Regions from separate parts of the Homo sapiens genome. Here region 2 is linked to region 1. A link is an interaction called in ENCODE POLR2A ChIA-PET data of the cell type or tissue named here. Cell type or tissue: PC-9. All regions are shown on one strand. Each heading gives the region's core, and the rest is flanking DNA. Links, peaks and the distances in the headings are about the cores only. Region 1 overlaps AKAP12 (A-kinase anchoring protein 12). Region 2 overlaps RMND1 (required for meiotic nuclear division 1 homolog).

What was found. Peaks named below come from ENCODE experiments on the same cell type or tissue, not always from the same donor. Only the 100,000 strongest peaks of a DNase experiment are listed, where the experiment ranks them.
Region 2: POLR2A ChIA-PET joins it to region 1 with 7 read pairs; 4 of 35 experiments call an interaction of 5 or more read pairs at or near these places.

What each region holds. Positions count from the first base shown.
Region 1 is chr6:151,338,663-151,352,835 of GRCh38, reverse strand. AKAP12 (A-kinase anchoring protein 12) reads right to left here. Exons shown (of 5, transcript NM_005100.4): 4 at 1-4,125. It also overlaps the pseudogene LOC124901550. Among named protein-coding and RNA genes, the nearest start is that of ZBTB2, 46 kb to the left of the region's middle. RefSeq lists an enhancer at 10,957-11,474. In PC-9, for the core only: no CTCF peak of the experiment used is centred there; no DNase peak of the experiment used is centred there.
Region 2 is chr6:151,427,866-151,443,122 of GRCh38, reverse strand. RMND1 (required for meiotic nuclear division 1 homolog) reads left to right here. Exons shown (of 12, transcript NM_017909.4): 3 at 6,569-6,677; 4 at 9,893-9,968; 5 at 12,946-12,985. Among named protein-coding and RNA genes, the nearest start is that of RMND1, 17 kb to the left of the region's middle. In PC-9, for the core only: no CTCF peak of the experiment used is centred there; a DNase peak (open chromatin) is centred at 5,562; H3K27ac peaks cover 1,187 bases.

The DNA.
Region 1 (14,173 bases), core at 388-2,887:
TTGCCTGACAGTCGGGCCCTGTGGGCACAGCATCTTCCCCTGGATGAGCGGCAAAGTCTTCATTTTTTTCAGAGGATTTCTCTTCCAGAACTAAATGTGCACCTGCAGGCTCCAACGTTTCACCTGTTTCTAAAATGTTGGCAGTTTCTCCTAAGACCTTTTCCTCCTCTGCAGCCGCTGTTAGAGTGAATGATGCCTCAGAGCTCTGAACTTGAATTTTGGTGCATACTGCCTCCTCTTGACCTAGGCAGGGAGGAGGGCTTCCTTCCAAACTGCTGACTTCCTTTGCCCCATCTATGATGGGCACATTCACTGTCTGGAGGAGCTGCTTACTGACCTCTTCAGATACGGTAACAGCTGTTTCGTGCTCAAGCTTCTCTTCATTCACATGGGTTGGCTCTGCTTCTGTTTTCTCCCTTTCGACTTGAACTACCATCTCTCTCTCCACGGGGGATGGAGGAGACTTAGCGTGACTCTGCAGTTCAAGAGCATCATCCTTTTTACATTCAGCTTCTTCTGTCCCTTCACCTTTAAGGGCAACTTCAGTGACCTTTTCCCGACTGACTGTTATGCCTGTGTCTATAGACCCCTCAAGTCCTTCGAAAAATGGTACGTCTTTGGTTTTCTCATCAGCATACTGGTCAGCCTCTTGAGTCCCCTCAGTCTTTGACAGAATGGATACAGTTTCCACTGACACCTCTTTATCTGTATGCTCTAGAGTGTCTTCCATCTTTGATTGTTCTTTAGTTTCTTCCTGGAACACAAAACTGGAAGGTGCTGGAGGCCTCTCTTTCTGTGCAGGAACTGCCTCTGCTTCTGTGCCCCCTGACTGGGTACCAGATGCGACCTCATTCTCCTCATGGATTTCCACAATCTCGTCTTTCTGGGTTGTGCCTGGTGCGTCAAAGTCGGCTACGGGGGTGCTTCCATCAGTCTCACTGTCTGTAGGGGTTTCCACCGAGTCAGGGGGGATAGCCTGTTCCATCACCATCTCCTGTGATTTTACCCCAGCTAAGGTTTCGGCTTGACAAGTGGTTACAAGCTCACTGGACTCTATGCTCTCTGTGACTTGAGGAGCTTTTTCAAAGCTTTCTGGGGTGGTCTGCCCCACCACCTTCCCTTGTGTAAAAGGCTCAGTTTTTGCCTCCTGAGCATCTACTTTCAACACTACATCCGTCTCTTTCTTCAGACCCGACGCTTCAGCCTGCTCTTCTGGTCTTTCTGCCTCTGCTCTCTGCACAGGCTGAAGCACATCTTCTGGCCCACCGGTGCCAGGCAGCTGGGATTCCTCTTTCACTTTTTCTGCCACTGCCTGGAGGACCTCTTGAGTCCGCCTCTCTTGCTCTTCTATGTCAGGTACGCCACCTTCCACCTCCTGCACCGGAGTGGCCTCCTCTGTGGTGTCTGGGGAGTCGGTTAACTGGGAGACTGCTGACACCATTTCTGTGGTCTCTTCAGCAGCAGATGCTTCGGTTCCTTCTTCGGCACCCAATGGCCCTGCAGTTTCTGCAGCTGTCACAGCTTCGGGGGTCAATTCCGCCTCACTAACGACCGTGTCGCCCCGGGCCTCTCTGTTCTCTGGCAGAGGTTCAGTAACCGTGGGGGGTTCTTCTTCTGCAATTACTTCTCTTTCCAATACCTCCTCAGTTAACAGTGCGGCTTCAGCTTCTACTTGTTCAAGAGGTTCTGTCACTGAAGCAGATATCCAAGAAGGAGACCTTTCTTCAATAATGGTAGCTGCCCTCGTCCCGTCAGCGACAGCTGCTGCCATCATATGAACCTGACTCTCGCTGAGCTCCTTGGACACCTCAGTGGCTGCCTTCTGCTCGGGCTGCTCTGCGCTTTTTTGGGCTTGCTGTGCCTCCATTTTCTCCCTTTCTACAGCATCATACTCAGACAGAGGGACCACGGCCGGGACATCAGAGTCATCTTCGTTGGCCCCTGTTGGCCCTGCGTCTTCAACAGGGGCTTGTTCTTGTTTCCCATCTGGCCTTTTCTTCCTTCGTCCAGGAATAAACTTCTTGATTGAGACCCAGGATTCTTCTTTACCGGGTTCAGTGTCTGGAGTGGAATGTTCTACACCAGACCCAGCTATGGAGTCTTCGCTTTTCTCTTCCAGCTTGGACTTTGATTTTTTTCTTGGCGTGACTAACCTTTTAAATGACTCCCAGGTGGAAACGCCCTCCCCTTCGGTAGGGCTTCCAGCTTGCTCCGGGGAGGAACTTCCCTGCCCTGGATCATGTTCTTGGGAACCAGCAAGGATCCCGTCTGTCCCCGTCTCTTTGTCTTTTCCGGCCTCATCAGCTTTCTGGTGGTCTCCTCCCATTGCTTTTGGTCCCCCTTCCTCATCAGAAGAGGACCCTCTCCTTGCTCTTTTCTTGGATGATCCCACACAAATTAAAGCTTCCCAAGATACTGAGGTATCCACCTTGCGCTTTGGTTCTTCCGGCTTTGGCTCTTCCACGCTCCCTTTCATTTCTTCTTGCATTTCAGAGGCTGTGCTCTCGGTGGAAGACAAGGTAGCGCTCTTGACCTTGTCCAGCTCATCTTCTTTATCACTTTCCGAAGGCCGTCTAACACGCTTCTTGGGCGTCACCATCTTTTTGAATGATGCCCAGGGAGTGACACCTTCTCTTTTTTTCTCTCCATCGGAAGTAGCTCCTTCTTCAGCTTCCCCATCCTGCTGCACCTCGGCTAAGCCCTTTTCCAGACACGTGATCTCCTCGGGCTCCTCAGGGGATGAGGCAGAGCTCTCGCCCTTTTGCTCCTCCTGGCTGTCCGGAGAATCGGCTGGAACCTGAGTGTGCTCCCCTGATTCCTCGTCTCCTCCTCCTCTTTTCCCTTTCTGTTTCTTTCCAGAAAGCTTTTTTAAGCCAGTGCTGGTAAAAAGCTTCTTTAGTGGACTTCCCTGCACCTTCATTCTCTCCTGTGATGACAGCATTTCCACCTCACTCACAACGCCTTCGGGGGGTTTGGACAGCACCTTCTCATCAGGACTGAGGTCAGCTCCCTGTGTAGGGTCCTCTCCGGAAACACACGTTTCTTTGAGCTTCACCAGCTCCTTGGCAGGTTCAGCTTCCTGAGGTTCTGCATCCATTTCAACCAATTCTTCAGCTGGCACAGACCCTGCTGTTTCTTCCACCTCCGTTTTCTGCTCTTCGGTTCTCTCCTCCACGGTGCTGACGTGGACTTCGGCCACAACCTCTTCTTGGTGGACTTCTATTTTCTCATCAAACACTTCTGTCGCCAACGGAGCAGGTTTCTCTTCAGAAGGTCCCTGCGAGCCACTGACTTGCTCCTCTGAGGGCAGCTCAACTTTCTCATATTCAGCTGATAACCGGGGCTCGTGGGCACTTTCTGCCGGCTCCTGTGGGTGGGCTTGCTCGGAGGCGGTCAGTTTCTCGGAGGCAACCTCTGCCTTTCCGTCTTCTTCTGTGTCTACTTTTTCTGGCTCTTGTTCCTTTTTCTTCTCTGAAGCTTCCACTTCATCCTCCTTCGGCTTCCTGAAACTGGTCTTTTTGCGCCAGCCGGCCCAACCTTGAGTGAAGAATTTTTTGAAGGTTGATCCTGTTTCACTGGTCACGGGACTAGTCGGAGATTCTGCAGACTTGCTAGGTTCTTTTTCTTGTTTCTCTTCTCCTTCCTCTTTGCATTCCTCCACTGCTTGGCCAGATTCGGCTGGGGGAGAAATTTCTGCGTGGCTTTGCTCACGCTTCAGGGTCTCTTCGGGTTTCTCTGTAGATTGTTTGGGTTCGCTTTCTTTGGATGCTGCTTCTCCAGCCCCAAGGCTGGGGTCCTTGTGGTCGCCAGCCCCTGCTGCTCCCTCCCCTTCATCTTTCTTCACAGTGAGTAGCTGGACAGTGTCAGGCTTCTCTGTCTTATCCTTTTTCACAGTGAATTTAAAGCCAACAAACTTAAACACCTTCTTAAATCCAATATCATTAGCCTGGGACTCAGTGGGTTGTGTTAGCTCTTCTAAATTGCTTTCTGAAGAAGGAATCTGTTCGATTATTTCGGGTGTCTCCTCCTGCCCATCATCTGTGATGTCGTGAACAACCGCTGACTTAGTAGCCATCTCTTTATCGGAGTCTCTTTTGCTCACATCTTCAGAGTCTCTCTGTCCAACTATTAACAAAAAGGGGCGGGGGGGTGGGGAGAAGAGAAAAGGTGATTACAATACAAGAAAATTGTTTTTCTCCGACAGGGCCTCACTCTCTTGCCCCGGCTGGAGGGCAGTGGTGTGGTCTCGGCTCACTGCAGCCTCAACCTCCCAGGCTCAAGGAATCCTCCCACCTCAGCATCCCGAGTAGCTGGGACTACAGGCACATGCCACCATGTCCAGCTAAGTTTTTTATTTTCTGTAGAGATGAGATCTCACTATGTTGTCCAGGCTGCTCTCCAACTGCTGGGCTCAAGTGACCCTCCTGTCTCAGCTTCTCAAAGCAGTGGGATTACAAGTGTGAGCTATAGTGCCTAGCCCAAGAAAATTAACTTTTTTTTTTTTTTTTTTTGAGACAGAGTCTCACTCTGTCGCCCAGGCTGGAGCACAGTGGCACGATCTCGGTTCACTGCAACCTCTGTCCTAGGTTCAAGTGATTCTCCCACCTCAGCCTCCTGATTAGCTGGGATTACAGGCGTCTGTCACCATGCCCAGCTAATTTGTTTTTTTTGTTTGTTTTTTTTGAGATGGAGTCTCACTCTGTCACCCAGGCTGGAGTGCAGAGGCACGATCGTGGCTCACTGCAAGCTCCGCCTCCTGGGTTCACGCCATTCTCCTGTCTCAGCCTCCCGAGTAGGGAGGCTAATTTTTTTTTTTTTGTATTTTTAGTATAGAGACGGGGTTTCACCGTGTTAGCCAGAATGGTCTCGATCTTCTGACCTCGTGATCCACCCACCTCTGCCTCCCAAAGTGCTGGGATTACAGGCGTGAGCCAACACGCCCAGTCAATTTTTGTATTTTTAGTATGGGAGGGGTTTCACCATGCTGGCCAGGCTGGTCTTGAGCTCCTGACCTCTAGTGATCCACCCACCTCGGCCTCCCAAAGTGCTGGGATTACAGGCGTGAGCCACTGCACCCAGTGAAAATTAAATATTTTAAAAATATGACCAATTAATACTTTCTTTAATGCGAGGCAATTCAAGGATAAAGTGAGATCTTACAGAGATTTGCAAATCTTAATAGATTAATGTCTACTTCTTTCCAATGACCTTCAAAAATTCAGGTTCAAAGAGAATTATCTGCTCTTTCTGTTGCTTGTTAAAGGGAAAGTTGACAAACTTAACTATCAAAAAATTAGTTCCACATAAGTAGTCACGGCACCTCTAAGAGTGAGTCAACGAGGTAGTGCATCTTCTGTTGCAATGTAAGATGGAATCCCACATCACACCCATATTTTAAACAAGAATCCATCAAGTTTTAGATGTAACTTCCCACTTAACAGGAAATATAGGGTTTGAGGAACAAGCTAAAGAACAAACAAGTATCTACACAAATCTAAAGAAGGGGACATTCTATGTGGTAACTAAGTCCGACCTCAACAGGTCCCCAAAAGGGACCAGAGCTCTTTGGAGAAATTCCAGGCTGGGTCAGAGGACGTATGAAGAATATTTTGTTGTAACAGAAAGGAGATGCTCAAAAGCTGATGGAGGTGTCAAAAGGACACAAGAACTGGCTTGAAGGGGCTCCCAATGCCCAAACTTTGAAGCATAGAAAAGAATAATGGATCCTTTGTATTTTATGAGAGTGACGATTGGGTGTTCATGTGCAATGTGTGCATTGTCACCACGATGGCACATTACTCGTCTGATGTGAAAAAGAAAAAGAAAGAGAATGATGACATTGATGGGTTACAACACATTGAATAAAAAAAGAATCCATGAATCGAGAGTGATACTAAAAAAGGTAAATGAGGAGAAGGGAGCGCTTCTTTAAGGAAAAAAGAAATGTCAATAAATATAGATATAACTTCCACTTTGATCCTCAAAGTCATTATTGTTAGAATTTTAGATTTAGAAAATCACAATTTACAGACACCATTGTAATAACTCATTCAGTCAAGTATCATAAACTGCTAAAACCATCGGGTAAAAGGCTGTCAGGAAACGTACATTCAGAATACCAACATACACATTACTTAATTTCAAAAAAATGACCTTGGCAATGGAGAAATCTGACAGGCACCACCTTAACCAAGTGATCACATTTAACATCCTCAATAATGGGACAGATGCCATCGCGCTTCCTGGTGTGAAGCACTGAGAAGGACAAGAATTCATCTACGTGGCATTCCTGACCAAAAGGTTTAATGGTATCTAATCACAACGACACAACCAGACAAATCCACAGCGAAGGGCATTCTGCAAAACAACTAGCCTGGCCTGAAATGTCAATGTCACAGAAGGATGAAAATCCAGCAGAAACACAAAAGGATTGTCTGCAAGTAACTTCCAAATAGCTTAGTGGGTGGTGGGGCGGATGATGTGGCTTTCCATAAATGGCGAATAGGTCAAGTGTATATAAGTGTTTACTATATTTTTCCGGGTTTGTAATTTTAAAATCACTGAGGGGAAAAGTCAAGTCAATGTGATTTAATGGGGGGAAGTAGGAGGGAGATGTATTGTGTTAAATTAAGAGATTTAAGGAACACAACAACCAGAGGTACCTGGCATGATCCTGAATTGGATATTTGTTAGGGAAAAACAGCAAAAGGACATTTTTGGGTCTTCTTGGAAAATACTGAGTATGAGATTTGGGATTAGATGAGATGAATTTTAATTGACATAAAAGGGTAGAGATTTGACTGCAAAAAGCAGGTTACCAAACAGTATATACAATGACCTCATTCTGGCTTAAAAACAACTGTCTCTCCTTTCTCTCTCTCTCTCTCTCTCTCTCTCTCTCTCACACACACACACACACACACACACACACACACACACATATACACACACATCCTTCACATATGATCTCTGGGGGATGCGAATGTCATTTATTTTAGTTTTGCTTGTCTGAATTTTCTTTTTTCTTTTCTTTTTTTTTTTTTTAAGACAGAGTCTCACTCTGTCACCCAGGCTGCAGTGATGTGATCTGGGCTCACTGCAACCTCCACCTCCCGGGTTCAAGCGATTCTCCTGCCTCAGCCTCCCGAGTAGCTGGGACTAGTGGCATGTGTCACCACACCTGGCTGATGTTTGTATTTTTAGTAGAGATGGGGTTTCACCATGTTGGCCAGGCTGGTCTCGAGAACTCCTGGCCTCAGGTGATCCGCCCACCTCAGCCTCCCAAAGTGCTGGGATTACAGGTGTGAGCCACTGCCCCCAGCCTCTAATTTTCTATATAGGACATATATCGATTTTTGTACTAAACAGGTCAATTAAAATGGACACCAAAAAGATCTTAACAAAACCTGAAAAAATATACTTAATGTTTTAAGCACAAATTGAAGGTTAATAATTATAACTAGCCAGGCGCGGTGGCTCACGCCTGTAATCCCAGCACTCTGGGAGGCTGAGGCGGGCGGATCACAAGGTCAGGAGATCGAGACCATCCTGGCTAACACGGTGAAACCCCGTCTCTACTAAAAATACAAAAAATTAGCCAGGCGTGGTGGCAGGCGCCTGTAATCCCAGCTACTCAGGAGACTGAGGAAGGAGAATGGTGTGAAGCCGGGAGGTGGAGGTTGCAGTGAGCTGAGATCGCACCACTGCACTCCAGCCTGGGTGACACAGCAAGACTCTGTCCCCCCCAAAAAAAAAATTATAACTAGTACATACAACAAGACTTAGAACACAGCAATAAATACTTGAAATGCAGAAATATTTAGAAATATAGAATGCTTCCCCAAATCCATACATTCCTTCCAATTATATAATCTTATTACTCTGAAAACAATTTAATTTTCTTATTTATGAAATATTACAAATCTATGTCTACAAATTGCCATCATACTACTTATTTGGTTTTATTTTGAAACTGAACCCCAGAAAGTTAAATAAAAAACTAGGCTGGGCGAGGTGGCTCATCCCTGTAATGCCAGCACTTTGGGAGGTCCAGGCAGGTGGATCATTTAAGGTCAGGAGTTTGAGAGCAGGCTGGCCAACATGGTGAAACCCCGTCTCTACTAAAAATACAAAAACCAGCCAGGCGTAGTGGCGGGTGCCTGTAGCCCTAGCTACTCGGGAGGCTGAGGCAGGAGAATCTCTTGAACATGGGAGGCAGAGGTTGCAGTGAGCCAAGATCATGCCATTGCACTCCAGCCTGGGTGACCGAGCGAGACTGACTCAAAAAACAAATGAACAGACAACAACAACAACAACAAAACTGCCTGAGGTACCCAACCAAGTCAGGGCAAGAGTGTGACCTAGAGTTTTTTTTTGTCCTTGTACCTTGTTATTCTCTAAGTTATGCTAAAGTTCTTTTTTTCTTTTCAAATATTGCTAGATTTTTTGGATATTCATAGATGAATAGGTTATCTGGGCCTCTTATTCTTCAGAGACTCAATAAGGGCCTTTGCTTCAGTGGTGATGCCATAGACTCACCATCTGTAACAGCTTCGATAATCAGCAAGGCTCATTTTTTCTGCCATCAGTATCTAAGATAGCATTTAAAACAAAACATTTTAGTTTTACCTCTGAGAACTAAACATTTCAGATAGCGAAGAAGATTTCAAGAAAAACCCAAGAATCTCATTATTTTGATCTGAGGCGCATTCCTAAAGGATTTCCCTTTTCTCTTTATAAAATACACATTTGTGACCAACATTAGACTTAACAAACAATAAGGAAAAATTAAACACTCATATTAAACTTTGAAGCAAATATTCAAAGAGAAAGTCCAGACATCGACGATTTAAACTACTTCTACATTTTAGATATATACACTCTTCCCATTATTTTTTAAAGCATGTATAGTATTCTGAAATAAGAAAATGCTTTAAGTTTCTATTTGTTCCTATTATAAACTGACACTGTGATGAATTTGTTTATAGTTAAATCCAAAGGCTTCCTTAAGTGTATTTCCATGAACTATTTCTTTTTTCTTTTTTTCTTTTTTTGAACCAGTCTTCGCTCTGTCACCCACGCTGGAGTGCAGTGGCTCGATCTCAGCTCACTGCAACCTCCGCCTCCTGGGTTCAAGCGATTCTCCTGCCTCAGCTTCCCAAGTAGCTGGGATTACAGGTGGCTGCCACCACGCTCGGCTAATTTTTGTATTTTTTGTACAGATAAGGTTTCACCATGTTGGCCAGGCTGGTTTCAAACTCCTGACCTCAGGTGATCCGCCTGCCTCAGCCTCCCAAAGTGCTGTGATTACAGGCGTGAGCCACCGTGCCTGGCGGTCACAAAAGAACTTTTTGCAAACACTTCTAATGCCATTTAAGAGATGTGACTTTCCTTTTGAAAAAGTTGGATAAAATAATTGGAAATATACTAGAGAAAAAAGAAAAATTCCAGTAACAAACTCTATTCTAGTATGATTTCACTAGTACAGAATACAAACATAAATTACATATCCTGCCAGCAAGCATGTGATTAAAAACAAACACTCATCAACCTCCCTGGAATCAGAAAATGCAGAGACATGTTGCTAATATAGGAGTAGAAAGCTGGTGTCACACAACCATTTCCCCCTCACTATTTTCCCTCCACTCTTAAATCTGTGTTTCCATTGGAAACACTTCTGCTTCATTCTGAAAGGGCCGACATGTTTATAGTCAAAACTAGGGAGATAAAGGTTCGTGAACCAGCTGCCAGCAGGCAGAACAAAACAGCTATTGGGCCGGGCACTATGGCTCACACCTGTAATCCCAGCACTTTGGGAGGCTGAGGCAGGCGGTTTACTTGAGGTCAGGAGTTCAAGACCACGCTGGCCAAAGTGGTGAAACCCCATCTCTACTAAAAATACAAAAATCAGTCGTGCATGGTGGCGCATGCCTGTAGTCTCAGCTACTTGGGAGGCTGAGGCAGGAGAATCACTTGAACCCGGGAGGTGGAGGTTGCAGTGAGCCGAGATCACACTACTGCACTCCAGCCTGGGCGACTGCCATCAGTATCTAAGGTAGCTGTTACTGAACAGCTATTGATAGTTCAGTACAGCTTAACAATAATCAAATGCTCTCTTTATATAGAGTAAGTGAGTTATGAGTTGAACACATAATAAAATGTATATAGAAAAATTTTAAGTTGTAGCTGGTCAACTAGTCTGCAGTCTCTTTTAACATAAGTAATCCTAAGAGCTACAATTGTCAGAACAATCTTCGGGCGCCTCCATGCTTTGTGCTTCAGCCTGATTTCGGCCTCCACGTACCCTCTGTGCTGGGGCAATCTACTCACTCCATACAAGGTACCTGCTAAGCAAAGCCTCCTAAAATACCGCTTCTATCACATCAACAGGCTGTGGACTCCTAATGGCTTTAGGGCCTAGAGAATAGTCTTCTAACCTACCTAGTCTGGCAGGTACCTATATCTGTACCCGCGCTGTTGAGATCCTGACCCCAAAACACATGCGATCGTGTGGCCACCCACTGGGCTTGGAACCCGCATTGAAGCCTAGACCGTACTTTCCAGCCTGCCCCATCACTGGGCTTCACACTCCCCATGGCGCAGCCCAAGTGTTGAGGCCTGTTCCATTCTGTTCTGCGTCCCACACTTTGCCGGCCTCCAGGCCTTACAGTGAGGGCAACTTCGCTAAATCCTGGTGACTTTTTGAGGCCTGGGTCATCCTCGACCTGCCCTGCCGCCCACCTCCCCAGCTGACCGCAGCCACAGCCATGTCCATTCCAACCCCCCGACTCCCCTTTCAAGCCAGAGTCTTCGGGGAGGTAGGCTGCTGGCGCAGAGCGTTTTGGCACCTGTCACGGGACCCAGAACGAGGCCTTTCCTTTCTAGGGCTGGGGGCTGGGGCAAGATCAAGGGCAGCGGGCGGCTCTACAGCCTGGGCTGGGATGCCACGGGCGCAGGCCCTTCCCGACCTGTCCCTGCGCGCCTTGGCCAGTAGAGAGGCTTTCCCAAGCCTGGGACGGGAAGGAAGGAGGCTGGAAAACCCACACACACCCATCTCGGGCCGGTCCTAAGGGACAGTTGGTGGCCCTCGGGATTCCGTGTCCGCCATCGCTGCGGGGCGAACTGCCGCTTGGGTGCACGTGCTACTCACTGCAGAGTTTACTCCACCAGGGCATGGCGCGCGCAGCCCGCCGGCAGGGGCAGCCCAACAGCCGCCCGTGAGGCCCAGCGCGCCCCTGCCGGCTGCCATAGCTCGCGAAAGCCTGGGCCCGGGAAGCCAGCCGCGAACATCACAAAAGACGCAGCCTCCCCGCGCCCGGCGCCAGCCCTCGACCTCCCAGGAAACCCCCGGGGGTCCTGCGGACCGCCCCAGTGGGGTCTCTTCAAACCCAAGCCTGCTGAGGCCGAAAACCATCCTGCTAACCAACTGCCAAGCCGCCGCTGAACTTCCCTGACACTTAATTTAAAAGAAAAAGGGCCTCGAGGCCTGGCGCGGTGGCTCACGCCTGTAATCCCAGCACTTTGGGAGGCCAAAGCGGGCGGATCACCTGAGATCAGGAGTTAGAGACCAGCCTGGCCAACATGGTGAAACCTCATCTCTACTAAAAATACAAACAAATTAGCCGGGCGTGGTGGCACATGTCTGTAATCCCAGCTACTCGGGAGGCTGAGGCAGGAGAATCGGTTGAACCAGGGAGGCGGAGGTTGCAGTGAGCCGAGATCGTGCCACTGCATTCCAGCCTGGGAGACAGGGCAAGACTGTGTCAAAAAAAAAAAAAAGAAAAAAAAGAAACAAAAACAAACAAAAAGGACCTCGACAATGGAGAAATCTGGCAGGCACCACTTTAACCAAGTGATCAGACTTATCCTCGATAATGGAACAGATGTCATCGCGCTTCCTGATGTGAGGCACTCAGAAGGACAAGAATTCATCTTTGCAGCTCTGCTGATCAAAATGTTTAACGGCATCTAATCACGAGGAAACAATCAGATGAATCCACAATGAAGGACGTTCTGCAAAACAACTAGCCTGGCCTGAAATGTCAGTGTCACAGGACGAAAATCAAGCAAAAACACAATGGGGTTTTGTCTGGCAATGGCCAAGGCATGGTGGAACCTGCTCGTGGGTTTGGCTTGGTTGTAAAGAGCTTTAAGTTCTTGAGTATTCGCCCATGAGGCTATCAGTCAAGTTCCCATCACATTCGCCCATGAGGCTATCAGTCAAGTTCCCATCACAAAGCCATCACTTACAGAGCCTTATGGGCTAGAAGGTGGAGCTCACCTGCTCCCTCCAACTGGGACTTCAAAAATAGTCATCTGTGAGAACGCAAATGGACAGCCACTTGGGAGGACAGTCTGCGGTTTGTTTTCATACTGAACATACTCTTACCATATGATCTGGCAATCATGCTCCTTGGTATTCACCCAAATGAGTTGAAAATTTATGTCCACACAAAACATCTGCACACAGATGTTTACAGCAACTTTATGCATAATTGCCAAAACTTGGAAGCAATCAGATGTCCTTCAATAAGTGAGTGGATAAAGTATGGTATATCCAGACAACATAATACTATTCAGCACTAAAAAAAAAAAAAAAAACCACCGCTGGGCGCGGTGGCTCATGACTGTAACCCAGCACTTTGGGAGGCCGAGGTGGGTGGATCATGAGATCATGAGTTCAAGACCAGCCTGGCCAAGATGGTGAAACCCCGTCTCTACTAAAACAAACAAACAAACAAAAATTAGCCGGGCATTGTGGTGGGCACCTGTAATCCCAGCTACTCGGGAGGCTGAGGCAGAGAATTGCTTGAACCCGGGAGACGGGGCTCGCAGTGAGCTGAGATCGCGCCACTGCACTCCAGCCTGGGCAACAGAGCGAGACTCTGTCTCAAAAAAGAAAAAAAAAAAGAAAAATTAGTTATCAGGCCATGAAAATACACGGAGGGAACTTAAATGTATATAGCTAAGCAAAAGAAGACGCTCTGAGGAAGATACACAATGTATGATTCCAACTATATGACATTCTGAAAAAGACAAAACTTTGGAGACAGTAAAAAGAGCAGTGGCTGCCAGGGGTTGGGGGAGGAAGGGATGAATACATGAAGCACAGATGATTTTTATGGCAGTGAAGCCATTTTGCATGACACTGTAATGGTGGGTACACATCATTATGTATTGGCCCAAATCCACAGAATGTACACCACCAAGAGTGAGCCCTAATGTAAACTATGGACTTTGGGTGATAACCATGTGTCAGTGCAGGTTCATTGATTGTAACAAATGACCCATTCTGGTGGGGAATGTTGATAAGGGTTGGGGGAGGCTATGCAGACGTTGGGGCAAGGGACACATGGGAATTCTCCGAACTCTCCACTCAATTTTGCTGTGAACCTGAAACTGCTCTTAAAAACAGTCTTTTTAAAAACGGTCATATGACTTGACCAACGTCATATAGGTGTGTGGTATCTCAGGAGGGCCAAAGGCTGGCTGGGTAGTGCTTAGAGTGAAGGCACTAAAGGAGCAAAATACACAGTTTGTCTTTTTGAAAGAAAAGTCAATTTCATACACTTTTAAAGCATAAACATTCTTATTTTCCATAAATCATTACAACTTTTTATAGTTCATAAGCGCCACTTATGGCAAGAACAAGTATTTCGATATGTCAACTCCTACACTTAGATGGAAAAACTGCTTTATGTCTAATGTGGACAGCAATTTGAATTCTATTTCAGTGTGAAAGGCAGAGTTTATTCACAGTTACAGTCATGCATCGTTTTGAAAAGAGTGCATAAATCCTACCCACCCACTCACAGATAGTGATTCAAAAGATCGGCCCGAGCATCCATCAAAGTGAAAGCTGGATAAAGCAAGAATCAATGGGTGCTAAAGTGCTAAATGGAGGAGAGGAGAGGATATTTACATGCTTATTGTTGAAAGGGAGGGAGAAAAGCCCAATTCTACAGTGGAGAAATTGGAAAACACCTTAACATCAGCCTACAAGGGACAGATGGACACCGCGTGCAATACCCTGAGAAGGACACAACATCACCTCTGCAGGATTCTGGCTTAGAATGAGTAACCTATGGCCGGGTGCAGCGGCTCACGCCTGTAATCCCAGCACTTTGGGAGTGCAAGGTAGACGGATCACCTGGAGTCAGGAGTTCGAGACCAG
Region 2 (15,257 bases), core at 4,482-6,981, 86 kb before region 1:
ACCACTTTATACCATCAAAATGGTAAACCCTTTATACCATTCTTGACTGAGACAAGGAAAAGACTCTGCTTTGTGTCAGAAAGCATGTGGACTTTATTTTGTTCCCATAGTTGCACCCAGCTCATCTTTTCAGCTCTGCAGAACAGCGTGCATCTGGAGTTGGCTGAATGAGGTTTCAGTCACCCTGTCTGTTGGAATTAAATCTTTACCTGGTCTCATTTTCAGAGATCATAATCTGAGATACTCAACCCACATCCCTTTGGCTTACAATTCCTAAAAGCAATAGTGGATCCAGTGGCTTATGCCTATAATTTCAGTGCTTTGGGAGGCTGACACAGAAAGACCACTTGAGGCCAGGAGTTGAAGACCAGCCTGGCAACATAGCAAGACTCCCATTTCTAAAAGACTTGGAAAAAAAAAAAAAAAAAAGCCGGGCTTGCTGGTGCGCAGCTGTAGTCCTAGCTACTCAAGAGGCTGAGGTGGGAGGATCGCTTGAGCTCCAGGGTTCCAGGCTGCAGTGAGTCGTGACTGCACCTCGCTCCGTCCAGCCTGGGCGACAGAGTGAGGCCCTGTCACTAAACAAACAAGAAAACAATAATAGCAGTGCTTCTTGTTAATGTCCAGTCTTTGAAGAGAACAGCAGAGGATGGGAACGGCAGGTCTGAGTGGCATGGAGCCCGACACCAGGGAGAATGTTTTCAGGCTAATAGCACTGTGTTACAGAATCACTGGTGGACTGTTAACCATTTTTTTGAAAAATGAAATAGAATAGAAAATAACAGAATACATTGCTCATGATAAACGTAAATACTGGTTTGTGAAGCTTTTGTGGCAATTGGTGTGTAAGCATATATGTGTATATGTACTATGTTTAATGATTTATAGGTTGTAGTCAGAAAAACTTACAGGATAAAGCGTGATCTTGGTAACGTAAAATGTATCTGTGTTTTTATAGCTTTAATCTCCAATCAGTATGTTACAGGAGAAAAGGCATTTTTCCTTAGTATGATCTATCTACTCACAGTACTTCTGACATCAAATATATGGGGACCTCTTCCTCCTCCTACCAGCCAGTTCTCCAATTCTCCAGACACTAACAAGGTGTCCTGCAATTCAGTTCAATTCCAGCACTAGCCAGAGTTAGTGCAGACGCCAGTTAGTTAAGCTCAGCCCCACAAGACTGCCCTCCCAGTTGACACCTGTGCTTCTGACCAACCAGCTCTATGACAACCATCCCCTCTTCAGGTTTGATTATTTGCTAGAATGGCCCACAGAACTCAGGGAATCATTTTATTTATGTTTACTGGGTTTTTTATATAAAGTATGCAAATGAACAACCAGATGTAGAGGTGCACAGAGTGAAGTCAAGAAGGGCCTGGAACTTAGGAGCTTCTGTTCCTCATAGAACTGGGCTGTGCCACCCTCCTGGCACATGGATGCATTGATCAACCCAGGAGTTCTCCAGACCCCATCATCTGGGTGTTTTTAATGGAGGTTTCATTGTGTAAGCCATGATTAATGATTAACTCAATCTCCAGCCCCTCTCCGTCCACCAGAAGTTAAGGGTGAGGCTGAAAGTTCTAAGCTTCTAATCAAAGTTTGGTCTTTCTGGTAACCACCCCCCATCCTGAAGCTGTCCAGGACCCACTGAGAGTCACCTCATTAAAACAAAAGATGTTCCCATCACTCGTGAAATTCCAAGGGATTTTTAGAAGCTCTGTGTTAGTAACTGAAGGCAAAGAGCAAATACTACAACCAAAAATGCCCCTGTCACTTAGAAAATTACAGGGGTTTTTAGGAGTCTGTACTGGGAACCAAGGACAAAGACCAAATGTAAATGTATTATATCACTATAGAAGCAACATTGCTGTAACACACTAATTTTCTTCAGTAATACAGTGTAAATGAAAGTATAATTTTTAAAAAAATGTTCTGATCAGAGCATGCGATGCTCCTAAAACAAGAATCATATGTAGATTTCTAGCCCCATCTGCTGGAACATGTCTTCTTTGGCCAGAAAAACAAAACATACTAAAATACAGTGGTTTGGGGTTTTTGCTTTTTGGGTTTTTTAAAACATTTTGAAGTAGAAAAGCCCTGAATATCATAACTATTATCGGTTGGTTTGACACATCTATTTAACAGGAAGGTGTAGATCCCCATCCTGAAACCCAAAATATGCTTTACATATATATGTAGCTAATGCTTAATAAGGATTCACTGTAAAAATCCAGAAAAGGATGTATAAAAATGAAAGCTGCTCAGAAAACAACAGCATCTTTAATAAAGAAAAAAAAGCAGACAAGACATTCCATGATTCTCTTTCCTTTTACCAAATAGGCTAAAATAAAAAAAGCAAAGAAAACAAAACCAAAACAAAGTGTCTAAAACGTCAAGTTCATCTATTAATAGAAGAAACCCACAACTAAGACTCAGAGCTAAGAAGTTTAAGGAGAATACAGAAAGTAGTGTAGCAAACCATATAAGCTGAGTGACATTGGATAGAACTTTGAGCCAAACTAAATGGGAGATCCCAAGAGAAGGAAAGGGGACAGTTGACAGTCTGGAAAACCTACAACAAAGATCCTTAGGATGGCCAAGTGAAAACAGATTGTGTTTAAAGATTTATTCATAATTTATTTGGAGCTTAGAATATATTTTCTCATAAAAATAGTGATTGACTTGTCCTGTCCTTGAGAGTTGAAAATAGTACACATTCTCAATTTGCCGTTAGTGTCGGAATATTCACATAATTTGGGATACCAGATTGCCCAAAACTCAGTTCTGAATATATTGAGCCTTTTATTTTTATCTCCAAGTGGCGGTTTTTAAAACTGACCTTTTACCTTGATTTAAAATAATAGTGCCTGGCTGGGCATGGTGGCTCACGCCTGTAATCCCAGCACTTGAGGCCGAGGTGGGCAGATTACCAGAGGTCAGGAGTTTGAGACCAGCCTGGCCAACATGAAGAAACACCGTCTCTACTAAAAATACAAAAATTAGCCAGGTGTGGTGGTGCATGCCTGTAATCCTAGCTACTCGGGAGGTTGAGGCGGGATAATCACTTGAATCCAGGGGGTAGAGGTTGCAGTGAGCTGAGATCGCACCACTGCCCTCACGCCTGGGCGACAGAGGAAGACTCCGTCTCAAAAAATAATAAATAGGCCGGGTGCGGTCACTGATGCCTGTAATCCCAGCACTGTGGGAGGCCGAGGCGGGAGGATCAGATGAGGTCGGGAGTTTGAGGCCAGCCTGACCAACATGGAGAAACCCCGTCTCTACTAAAAATACAAAAATTAGCTGGGCGTGGTGGCGCATGCCTGTGATCCCAGCAACTCGAGAGGCTGCGGCAGGAGAATCGCTTGAACCGGGGAGGCAGAGGTTGTGATGAGCCAAGATTGCACCATTGCACTCCAGCCTGGGCAACAAGAGTGAAACTGTCTCAAAAATATAATAATAATAAAGTAAAAAACAGAATAAAATAATAATGCCTGCCACCGCCATTAACAGACCTTGTACTCTAATGCCAAGCTGTATATGGGACAGTTGCCAGCATGTCTTCACTGGCACTATAAAATATAGCCAAGAAGATAGGCTCTGAGAGTAAGAAGTCTGTGTTGGTTAGGAGTAATTTTGTCCTGGCTCTCTGGTATAAAGCTCTCAAATGTAAATCCGGGTGGGATAATGGACTCAGCTCTGTCTGCAACATGCCACTGTGCAGAGAAGCACTCTCATGCATAAGCTTTTTATGCTGTAAACTATAGTAGCTGAAATTAAATGCCACTTTTTCAGAGGTGAATTAATGGAGAGCCTGGTGAAATTCAAAGCTTTTTGATGTATAAAACTTGATAAATGGAACTATTCCATCAATAGGCGAAGTATAACAACCTGTCTACATAGATAGTATGTAATTTCTGCACAGGTCTCTGTTTAGTTAATACATCACTGTATATCAATCTAGAATCTTGCTCCAATAAAGGAACATAAAGTTGTGTTTTGGTTTTGTTTTTGTTTGAAACGGAGTCTTGCTGTGTCGCCCAGAGTGCAGTGGTGCAATTTTGGCTCACTGCAACCTCGGCCTCCTGGATTCAAGGGATTCTCCTGCCTTGGCCTCCCAAGTAGCTGGGATTACAGGTGTGTGCCACCACGCCTGGCTAATTTTTGTATTTTTAATAGAGCCAGGGTTTCACCACGTTGACCAGGCTCGTCTCGAACTCCTGACCTCAAGTGATCCATCCGCCTCAGCCTCCCAAAGTTCTGGGATTACAGACGTGAGTCATTGGGCCTTGCCAAGGTTTTTGGGTTTTTTTTGGAAAAAAAAAAAAAAGTAGTACACATTCTTAGTGCAGATGGGCTTGGCCAGTACCACATGATGGTGAAGCAGACGTGAGACAACAGGGAGAGGCAGGGACAGTGTGGGCTGGAGACCCTGGGCCCCCCTACTCTATCCTAGTCCATTATTATAGCCAGATCTTCCACTCGGTCAGATGATGATGGAAATCTGGATTTTGTGTGAAATCTCTCAGTTTATTGTTGACAAGTCAATTTGAATTTTAGAAACGTGATGTAGGTCAACTCTTGAGTTGGATGGTTCTCCGAGCTGCCAGTTTACAACTCCGATTCTAGCAAAAGAGACAGCCTCTGCCATTTTCAGTACAGCTACAGGAAGATCCTTCAGTGGACTAGCTTGTGACCTGCTTATCTCCTTTTTGTGCCTCTTGCTCTTCCCACTTCAGCCCAAACTAAGCACATGAGCTGTAGCCATCACAGAAGTAATTCTGACATCCAACCTAATGTACTGTGATTTCACCTAGCAAGCTTGAGTGAATTTGCCAGGTCTTGCAGAGTGGAGCCTACCCGATGTCTCGCCTGATGCCCCTTGCTAGGATTCCTTTCTTTCAGCTGGCCGAATCTTTACACACATCGTACATCAGCTAGTTTTAACTCCATGAAGCCTTAAAAAGAACTAGTGCTCACAGGTCTAAACCTTAAGCACGTGCCTGTTCCCTGTACTCTGGTAACTCCTGATACATTTTTATTTGTATATCCCCGTGTTCCTACTTTCATATGTGACTATGGGAATTAGCTAATTTGGAAGGAATTAGCAGTTATCTGCTCATAATTAGGGTACTACATCCATTTATCCCCACATTCCCCAGTAATTTCAGCTTGTCTGACTTTTTTTCTAATTGGATTAGTCTCATTTTGTTTATGAGTAGATACTTTATTGATTTTGGATTTTTCAGTTTGCATGGATCCTCAGGTTCTCTGTTATTCCTCTACCTTTAAACCACGCATCAGAGCTGTGGAACAGATTGAGGAAGGGCAAATGGGGTCAGGCCATTTCATGAGAAAGAGCCAGGAGATACAGAATGGAGGTGGGAGGAAGGAATGAATTAATATATACTTCTCTAGAATTTCATACCAGGAATATACAGAATGGGAAAGAATTGGGGAGCTGAGAGGAGTAAATCCTAAGAATAAATGTTGATTTAGTGACTCATAAACTTGTTTTGGCCAACTAGAATCTAACAACTACTGAACAGTTGTGTTAGCCACAGTCCTGAGCACTTTGTTTATTAGCTTATTTAAACTTTACAACAACCCCATAAAGTAGGCATTATTGTTATTCTGATACTCTTTTAAAATTGTAACCAACTTCTGTGCCTAAAATCTTAACTCTTATGCCAATAGCTTTCAAACTTTATTGACCACATCTTATAGTGAGAAATATATTTAACATTTTACATACATAGCGACCTAGAGTAGATACATAGATACATGTAAGTGACAGAAAACTTCATAAAATAGCATTTCCTGTGAATAATGCACTGTAATATTTTCTATTTAGTTTTATTAAAAAAGCTGTTTTGGGCCAACTAAATTGGTATCAGAACTCACTAATGTGTTGTGACTTACAGTTTGAAAAAACACAGCATTGAGCCATAGTGCTTACCATCTGTATTTTATATAGACACAAGATGACTTTCCTCATGTGTGCAAAGGCAAGATGGGGCATGAGACAAAGTACAAACCAAACCAAGACACATGCTCAGATTTACAGACCTTTTTGTTAAATGTTAACCAGTGTAAAAATACTGTAATTCCTTTGGGGATTTAAAGGAATCTGCCTGTACAAGAGTAGTTACAAATTAGGAAATGACCTCAAATACTAATGTTGCTTTGAAAAAGAGTCATGGAAACTCAGGGTTGGAGAGACTTAAACATTCCATCCAGTCACCCATGTGATGCCTTAATCATCTCTATTTTGCATTCAATCTGTGCTTGAGATACTACCAGTTGAGTGTGGCTTCCCTTTCAGAATAATCCATTCCATCTTTTTGCCTGGCGGGAGGGAGCAAGTTCTTTTCAAGATTGAGCTGAAATTTGCCTCCCAGTAACTTCATTCTCTTCATCTTCATCCCATCCCTTGTATCACCCTTGGAGATGTTTGAAGAAAATTCTGGAGTTCTAGCTTTGCAGAATGGAGTCCAGTAGGGTGCTCAGCAGCCGTCACAGATGCTTCAGCCTCTTGGTAACCCATGTTATGCTCATTTCCCTGGAACAGGACCTAATGCACTGCACAGCATTTGCAACGGCAGATGAGTATCATCTGGGAAATCTGTCTCAAGATCTGGCCTCCCACGGATATGTTGAAGTAACAAGCTTGCCTAGAGGTACTTCTTCTTGAACCTGGGGCCAAGTATGTTAAAATGTATTGGATAATTTTCCTATGATACTATCTTAAGTATGTATTTGTTTGCAATTCATTTTCTTTTGAAAGGATTGTATCATAAAAGTGGATGTTGAATCTCTTTATAAAGATGACAAAGTTAAGAATTAAAATGTATTTACAGAGAACTCATTAAAATCAGTATGATTTATTAAGATTATTTATAGGATCATTATTACTTGAGGTGGTCAGAGGTCATACTACTTCATTTCTAGCACATTAAGAAGTTATTTTAGTTTGTGTGTGTCTGTGTGTGTTTTGTGTTTTTTTTTTTTTTGTTTTTTGGGATGGAGTTTCACTCTTGTTGCCCAGGCTGGAGTGCAATGGCGCGATCTCAGCTCACTACAACTTCCGCCTCCCAGGTTCAAGCGATTTTCCTGCCTCAGCCTCCGGAGTAGCTAGGATTACAGGCATGCGCCACCACACCTGGCTAATTTTTGTATTTTTAGTAGAGATGGTGTTTCTCCATGTTGGTCAGGCTGGCCTCGAACTCCCAACCTCATCTAATCCTCCCGCCTCGGCCTCCCAAAGTGCTGGGATTACAGGTTTGAGCCACCACACCCAGCCCGTTATTTTAGTCTTATAGAAGAACCATGAAGTTGATAGACATGGGGAGAGCCTTTAAAAAAAAAATTTACCAGCTCAATCTAATACTTTAAAACAATTAGTTAGCCGGGTGCAGTAGCTCACGCCTGTAATTGCAGCACTTTGGGAGGCCGAGGCGGGCAGATCACCTGAGGTTGGGAGTTTGAGACCAACCTGACCAACATAGAGAAACCCCTGTCTCTACTAAAAATACAAATAATAATAATAATAAAACGATTAGTTAGAAGATAAAAATGAAAAAGAAGAAAATTAAAATGAACTTAATTGAGGATTTTTATGGTGAAATCAGGAAGGATTCTTGAGAAATGGCTTGCTTTACATTAATTAAAAATAATTTAGGCCAGCCATGGTGGCTCAGGCCTGTAATCCCAGCACTTTGGGAGGCTGAGGTGGGTGGATCATTTGAGGTCAGGAGTTCGAGACCAGCCTGGCCAACATGGTGAAACCCCATCTCTACTAAAAATACAAAAATTAGCCAGGTATGGTGGCACGAGCCTGTAGTCCCAGCTACTTGGGAGACTGAGACACAAGAATTGCTTGAACCTGGAGGGTGGAGGTTGCAGTGAGCTGAGATCATGCCACTGCACTCCAACCTGGGCGACAGAGTGAGACTCTGTCTTAAAAAATAAATAAATAGGCCGGGCGTGATGCCTCATACCTGTAATCCTGCACTCTGGGAGACTGAGACAGGCAGATCACCTGAGGTCAGGAGTTTCAGACCAGCCTGTCCAACATGGTGAAACCCCACCTTTACTAAAAATACAAAAATTAGCTGGGCGTGGTGGTACGTGCCTGTAATCCCAGCTACTCAGGAGGCTGAGGCAGGACAATCACTTGAACCTGGGAGGTGGAGGTTGCAATGAGCCAAGATCGTGCCACTGCACTCCAGCCTGGGTGACAGAGCGAGACTCTGTCTCAAAAATAAATAAGTTACTTAGAACATTTTGATAAACTTTTACAGTGAAACTCAGGATAGCTCAATACCCAGAACATTTATTAATTTACCTAAGAGTAGCAAAAATAGGTTGAAAGCCTTCCTATAACAGTGGAAATTCTTAAGACTCAATCCCATAGAAGATAGTTGAAATATCATTGTGATAATCCAAACAGACCGTTTGTGTGATTAGGTGACAAAAACAAGCATAGTTGACTTAGAAAGACAGAGCTATGTCTAGAGCCCCTTGGTATGAAAATTTGCCTGGAGGTATTGTTGGCTGATGCTGAAGGCTGCCAGCTGTGTGGTCTGTGCTTCACAGAATTGCAGGCTTCACTGCCCTGGGTTGTTTCAGTCGATTTTATTTTGCTTTTGGCTGTGTAGGCAAACTCTGTCCTATGTAGGATGTAGTAATTAACAATTTAGAAAAAAAAAAAAAATCACAGTTTTGGTCTGTGTCTGAATTGCCCATCACCCAGCCTTTACCAGAAATTTCTGAAGCTTTGAGGATCCTAATTTTATGTTAATTCCGTTAAGACATACAACCTTTTGCAAATTAATAGTATATTTTTTAATTGATATATTAACATTGGTTGTAATTTATATTATGGAATATATGCTTATGATAAATATCACTATACTAATATATAAAGCAACTTCTTATGATGAATATTGGTATATTAGTATATGTTTTAACAATACTTAGGCCAGGCCCCGTGGCTCATGCTTGTAATGCACTTTGGGAGGCCAAGGCAGGCAGATGGCTTGAGCTGAGGAGTTCACGACCAGCCTGGGCAACATAGTGAGACCTCATCTCTACAAAACATAAACAAAAACTTAGCCAGGTGCGGTGGCACATGCCTGTAGTCTAAGCTACTTGGGAGGCTGAGGTGGGTGGGGCGGGGGGGGGTCCCTTGAGTTCAGGAGGTTGAGGCTGCATTGAGCTGAGATCATGGCACTGCGCTTCAGCCTGGGAGACAGAGCAAGACCCTGTCTCAAAAAAAACAAACAAACAAAAAAAAAACTTTTTTTTTAAATAGTTGCAGGTGGCTGCAGTGGTAGCCCCTGTAGTGATTAACCTTGAAATCACATATGTTTTGAAGTGGTCAGTATCTTTATTTCTGTGTATTTTCTATTGCCCTACTTTTTATACTTTAAAATTCAGCAGGAGTAGTAGTTTGGGAATGTTAAAATTGCATTATTAATGAAATGGTATTTATAGGAAGAGAATATATTAATACTTCTTCAAATTTTATTTTTAATTTTGTAGAAAGAAGTTTAATTCTTGACACTTAGTTGTATGGAACCTAAGACTTTATTAATTATCTGGACTAGTGATTATTGAATCAAAATGGGCATGAATGAGCTCTAATATTAATATCACAGGTTGTTGAATGTTTTATAAAAGTAATTGCTGATCTTTTTTTGGTGGTCGTATTTGCATTTTTATATATTAAATCCTTTCAGAGGCCTTAGTAGAAAGATGGTGATTGTGTTACAGAGCACTCCATGGTATATAAAGAAATGATCTTAAGTACTTTATTACAGTGTTTATAGGTGACTCTTACAACTTGTGTTACCTTGACATAGCTTTTTTGTTCGTTTATTTTAAATCACAGATGCAGCAAATATTTTGGTGATGGGTGTGGAAAATTCTGCAAAAGAAGGTGATCCTGGAACAATATTCTTCTTCAGGTAAGACAGGAAAGAAACCCCATTAGGTGATGATGGGTTTGGGTCAAGTAATTGTGGTCTTTAAAGGTGCAGGCATACCTTTCTTAACAGTAAATGTGTTCAAAATGTATTTGTGATTTAAATTTATCATTTAATTCTTATTTAATCTAGGAGAGTTTGTCACTTTTAGGAATTCTCTGGTAAACCCTCTTATAAAGTAAAGAATATTTCAAACAAGTGAATGATCTTCCCCGGGGTGTCTTTCTTTGTAAATTCGGATTTTCATGGACTAAATTTCTGGAAAGCAGCCAATTTCCCATTCATCTTTAGTGCCCCTTGTCAGACTCCTGCCCCAGGGAAACTCCCGCTACCTCCCTGCTGTCTCTTCTTGCCATTTTCTTTTTTTTCTCCCTTCCCCTTTGGTAGCTCTTTAAAGTTTTAGCTTACCTCTCCAGAGGTTTTAGACTAGGAGACTCACATACACACTTATTCCTTTTATCTAAAGGCCGACTCAATACTAAATACTCCACAGTAGCTGCCTGGGAATGATAACATGATAGAACCGTGTGAAATAATCTCATTTATCCTCAGCACACCGATGAAGGTCTATTTTGCACCTGAGGAAACTGAGGGTCATAGGGATTGAGTTACCCATAGTCATGAGACTAATACGTGACAGAACAGAAACACATGGACCATCTGTAGGAATCCAAAGTTGAGTAAAGTTCTTGTGGTCATAATCCTTATAGTTGATGATAAGTGGAAGTTCTTTTTTCCTTTCAATGCCTACCTTCCTTTTGACCCCATCTTTAGAGAGAATCAAGATTCCAACATTTAATTCAAGTAGAGTAATAGCATCCCTGTTGTTCCGAGTGAGGAATTTAGATTTGTGAGGGACTCTACATCAGCACTGTCTAGCAGAAATACAGTGCAAGCCTCGGCTGGGCACGGTGGCTTATGCCTGTAATCCCAGCACTTTGGGAGGCTGAGGCAGGCAGATCACAAGGTCAGGAGTTTGAGACCAGCCTGGCCAACATGGTGAAACCCTGTCTCTACTAAAAATACAAAAAATTAGCCAGGCACATGGTGGAGGGTGCCTGTAATCCCAGCTACTCAGGAGGCTGAGGCAGGAGATTCACTTGAATGCGGGAGGCGATGGTTGTGGTCAGCTGAGATCGTGCCATTGCACTCCAGCCTAGTGACAGAGTGAGACTCTGCCTCAAAGAAAAAAAAAAAAAGAAAGAAAGAAATATAATGCAAGCCTCATATGTAATGATACATTTTCCAGTAACCACATTTTAAATATTTTTAAAAAGATAAAATTAATTTTGAACAACACAAATATGTTTCTTAACATATTAACATGAAATTAATTTAACAATGTATTTTATTCAACCCAGCATATCTAAAATATTATCATTTCAACATGTAATTAATAATGATATTTTTTCACTTGTCATACTAAGTCTTTGAATTTTGCTGTGTATTGTACACTTACAGCGCATCTCAGTTTGCACCAGGCATGTTTCAAGCACTCAATAGCCACATGTGGCCTCTGAGTACCACATTGCACAGCACAGTGCATTCCTCTGGTTGGAGGAATATGCAGTTCACCAGACCTCTCTTCTGCCTGGAAGGGATTCTCTGAACTGATACTGTGGCTGTGGCTTGAAATACCTCTCAAATCCGTATCCTGAAACCTTATCCCTGCCTATTGTAACAGCTTATTGTCTCCCTGCCTGCCTGCTCACCCACCACCAGTCTGTTTGTCTATTGTAAGCAGGGTCATTCTTCAGTGGCCATTTCTGACCACTACACTCTCCTGCCTAAATTTCCACGGACTATGAACAAATTCTCTATCACTGCATAAAGTTCCCTTCTGGATTGTCCCCTGCTTGCCTCTTTATCCTGCTTGCCCACTGCTTGACCACATCTGCAGCCACGCAGCTACTGGCTGTTTATTCTGAGATGCTGCTCTGCTCCGTCCCACCTCCTCTCTGAGCCTGTGTGTCCCCTCTGCTATGTTGTCTCCTCTTGTTTTCTCATTTGGCTGCCTCTGCTAGTCCTTTAGCAAAGGGGTCCCTCTGGTGTACATCTCATGGTATACTCTGCATACTCTTGTAGCACTGATCACACACTATTGTAATTGGTGGTCTAAGTGTCAGTCCCAGTCTTTTCTAGATTGAGGATAGGAATGAAATCATACTTATGTTTCTATCACAAATACTAAGCATGGACCCACACATATACTAAGTACTTTAGAAATGTTTCAAGAATAACGTGGAGCCATTAATATTTTTACCTTTCTTTTATTTCCTCCTTTCCTTCCTCCAGTGCACTGACCCTGAGCTATAGCTCCTGTTTTTATTTACTACCTGAAACAGCTTCAACACGTCAAACTTGAGAAATCAAAACAAATGCATTCGTAGTTTTAGACCCTAAATAATGTTAAAGCCATAATCGGATTCAGAGGGCCTCCTGTGGTGTCACTGTAGTTCTGTTCCAAGCACTGTGAGCGTGGGGAGCATTATTCCATAGAGGCCTTTAACCATCTGATGCTTAAATTAACCACCATCTCTTTATTCCACAAAAATCCAGGCATAGCCCTTTATTCCTTGCACATAGTAGAGTCTGCCTAATGAGAGCTAAGACAAGGTCTCAAAAAATTTCCTTATTCTGATTTCTGTGGATCAGAATTGAACCAGGTATGAAAGAGTCTACATACGTGAAGTTATATAGTATTACAATAATGGCTATTTGTTTGGCAAACCATGTGAGAAATCATAAATTTTGAGGAGGTCAGGTTTTATCAAGAATTTTATTTTAGCTCTTATTGTAGGAAGTTCACCTAAGGACCATAATATCAAATTAGTAAGTACCATCATATTTTGAAAAATCGCATCCTGTATACATTCTAGAAGTTACATGGTTTTATATACGACCCTAAAGAATGTATTCCATCTGTATCTTAGTTGTTTCTTTTATTTTTTTAAATCAGGGAAGGAGCTGCTGTGTTTTGGAATGTGAAAGACAAAACTGTAAGTGTAAATAAAAATGTGAAAATATAAAAATTTAGTTTTGTGAGAATGAATTGTTAATTAGCACATACTGAAACATTAGAAGGGAAATTAATAGATTATGCACAACTTATTTGCTCTGCATTACATGATACTTATCAGTTTCATCTTCCAAAATATATTGTATTTTGGGTTAAGATTTCCTGCTTTTTCCTTTCTCTAGACACACACTAATTTGTGGAGAATCAGAACCATCCTAACTATACTGCAGACAGAAGTACTGTAGACTTTGCATGTTGTACTATACAAAATGTATGCAGTTAATTGGAAGCTGGTTGCATTGAGTGTTCTTTTAAGTCAAGTTGTCTAGAACTTACTACTCATGGGAAATAATTTTTTCAAGATCCAAATCAAGATTTGTTTAATACAACCATTTTAGAGGCAAATTGGTAATCTACATTAAAGCTTTATATTTAACCCAGTAATTTTACACCTAGAAATTTATCCAAAGGAAATAATCATAACTATTCGTGATGATTTTTGTACAAAAATGTTCATCAGAGCAATATTTATAATGGCAAAAATTAGAAATTACCAAAATACACAATAATAGTTTGTTAAATCATCCATATACTACAGATATACTATAGATCCCCTTAGAAATCATGTAAAAAAATATCTATTTCTGGGAGATTGCCTATATATATAATACAGTTACATTAAAAGAGCAGATTATACGGCCAGGCATGGTGGCTCACGCCTGTAATCCCAGCACTTTGGGAGACCAAGGCCGGCAGGTATCTTGAGGCCAGGAGTTCGAGACCAGCCTGGCCAACATGGTGAACCCCATGTCTACTAAAAATACAAAAATTAGCTGGGCGTGGTGGTGCACACCTGTAATCCCAGCTACTCGGGTAGCTGAGGCACAAGAATCGCTTAAACCTTGGAGGCAGAGGTTGCAGTGAGCCAAGGTCAGACCATTGCACTCCAGCCTGGGAGACAGAGGCATACTCTTGTCTTCAAAAAAAAAAAAAAGCGGGTTACAAAATATAACCAATATAATCTCAGAACTGGTTAAAAAACATGCTTTATACAATCCCAATTTTACGAAAAGGAAACACACACAGTAGGTGGTCGGGAAGGGAACTTAGAGAAAAGAAAATATAAATGACCAATAAATTTAAGAAAATACAAGTTGGCTATTTGAAGTTGCAAAGATGTAAAAGGCTGATAAACCCCATTTCTTAAGAGTAGTTTCATAAATGTTGAGATTCTACATTTGGAAAAACTACTTTGGAGAGCAGGCTAGCAATATTATAAGTGTGGGCCAGGTGTGGTAACTCATACCTGTAATCGTATCACTTTGGGAGTCTGGGGTGGGAGGATCACTTAAGCTCAGGAGTTCCAGACCAGCCTGAACAACACAGTGAGATCCCATCTCTACAAAAAGTTTTTAGAAGTTAGCCAGGTGTGGTAGTGTGTACCTGTAGTCCCAGCTACTTGGGAGGCTAAGGCAGGGGGATCGCTCGAACCCAGGAGTTTGAGGCTGCAATGAGCTATGATTGCATCACTGCACTCCAGCCTGGGTGACAAGGTGAGACCCTGTCTGTTACATATATACATATTGTGTAAGTCCACATATCTTTTGATCTAGCAATTCCTAAAGAAGTATTCCCACAAAGCCATGAAGACCTTTGCACAAGTGTGGCACATCGCAACATTGTAATGGAGAGTAGAAAAAATTCCCCATGGAGGACACACCTAGGTTGGTTAAATAAATTGCAGTTCGTCTGTAAAGGAAAATAGTGTTGAAAATGTCATGTGCATAATATGATCCTATTTTACATAAAAAGCAGCATAAATATGTACATATATACACATAAAAAGTCTGGAAGGATATGCACCAAGTTTAATCATGGTTGCCTCTGGGGATTAGGATTTCAGTACAGAAGAGAGAAAGAGATGATCACCTCCCACACCTGTGTGGCTTAATTTTTTATTAGTATGTTGGGCTTTACTTTTTATTTTTTATTTATTTATTTTTTTGAGATAGGGTCTTGCTCTGTCACACCGGCTGACATTGGCTCACTGCAACCGCCACCTCCCAGGCTCAAGCCAGCCTCTCAGGTAGCTGGGACTACAGGTGTACATCACCACACCCAGATAATTTTTGTATTTTTTTGTAGAGACAGGATTTTGCCACGTTGCCCAGGCTGGTCTTGAACTTTTGAGCTCAAGGATCCACCCGCCTCTGCCTCCCAAAATGCTGGGATTATTAAAGAGATTTAAAGAA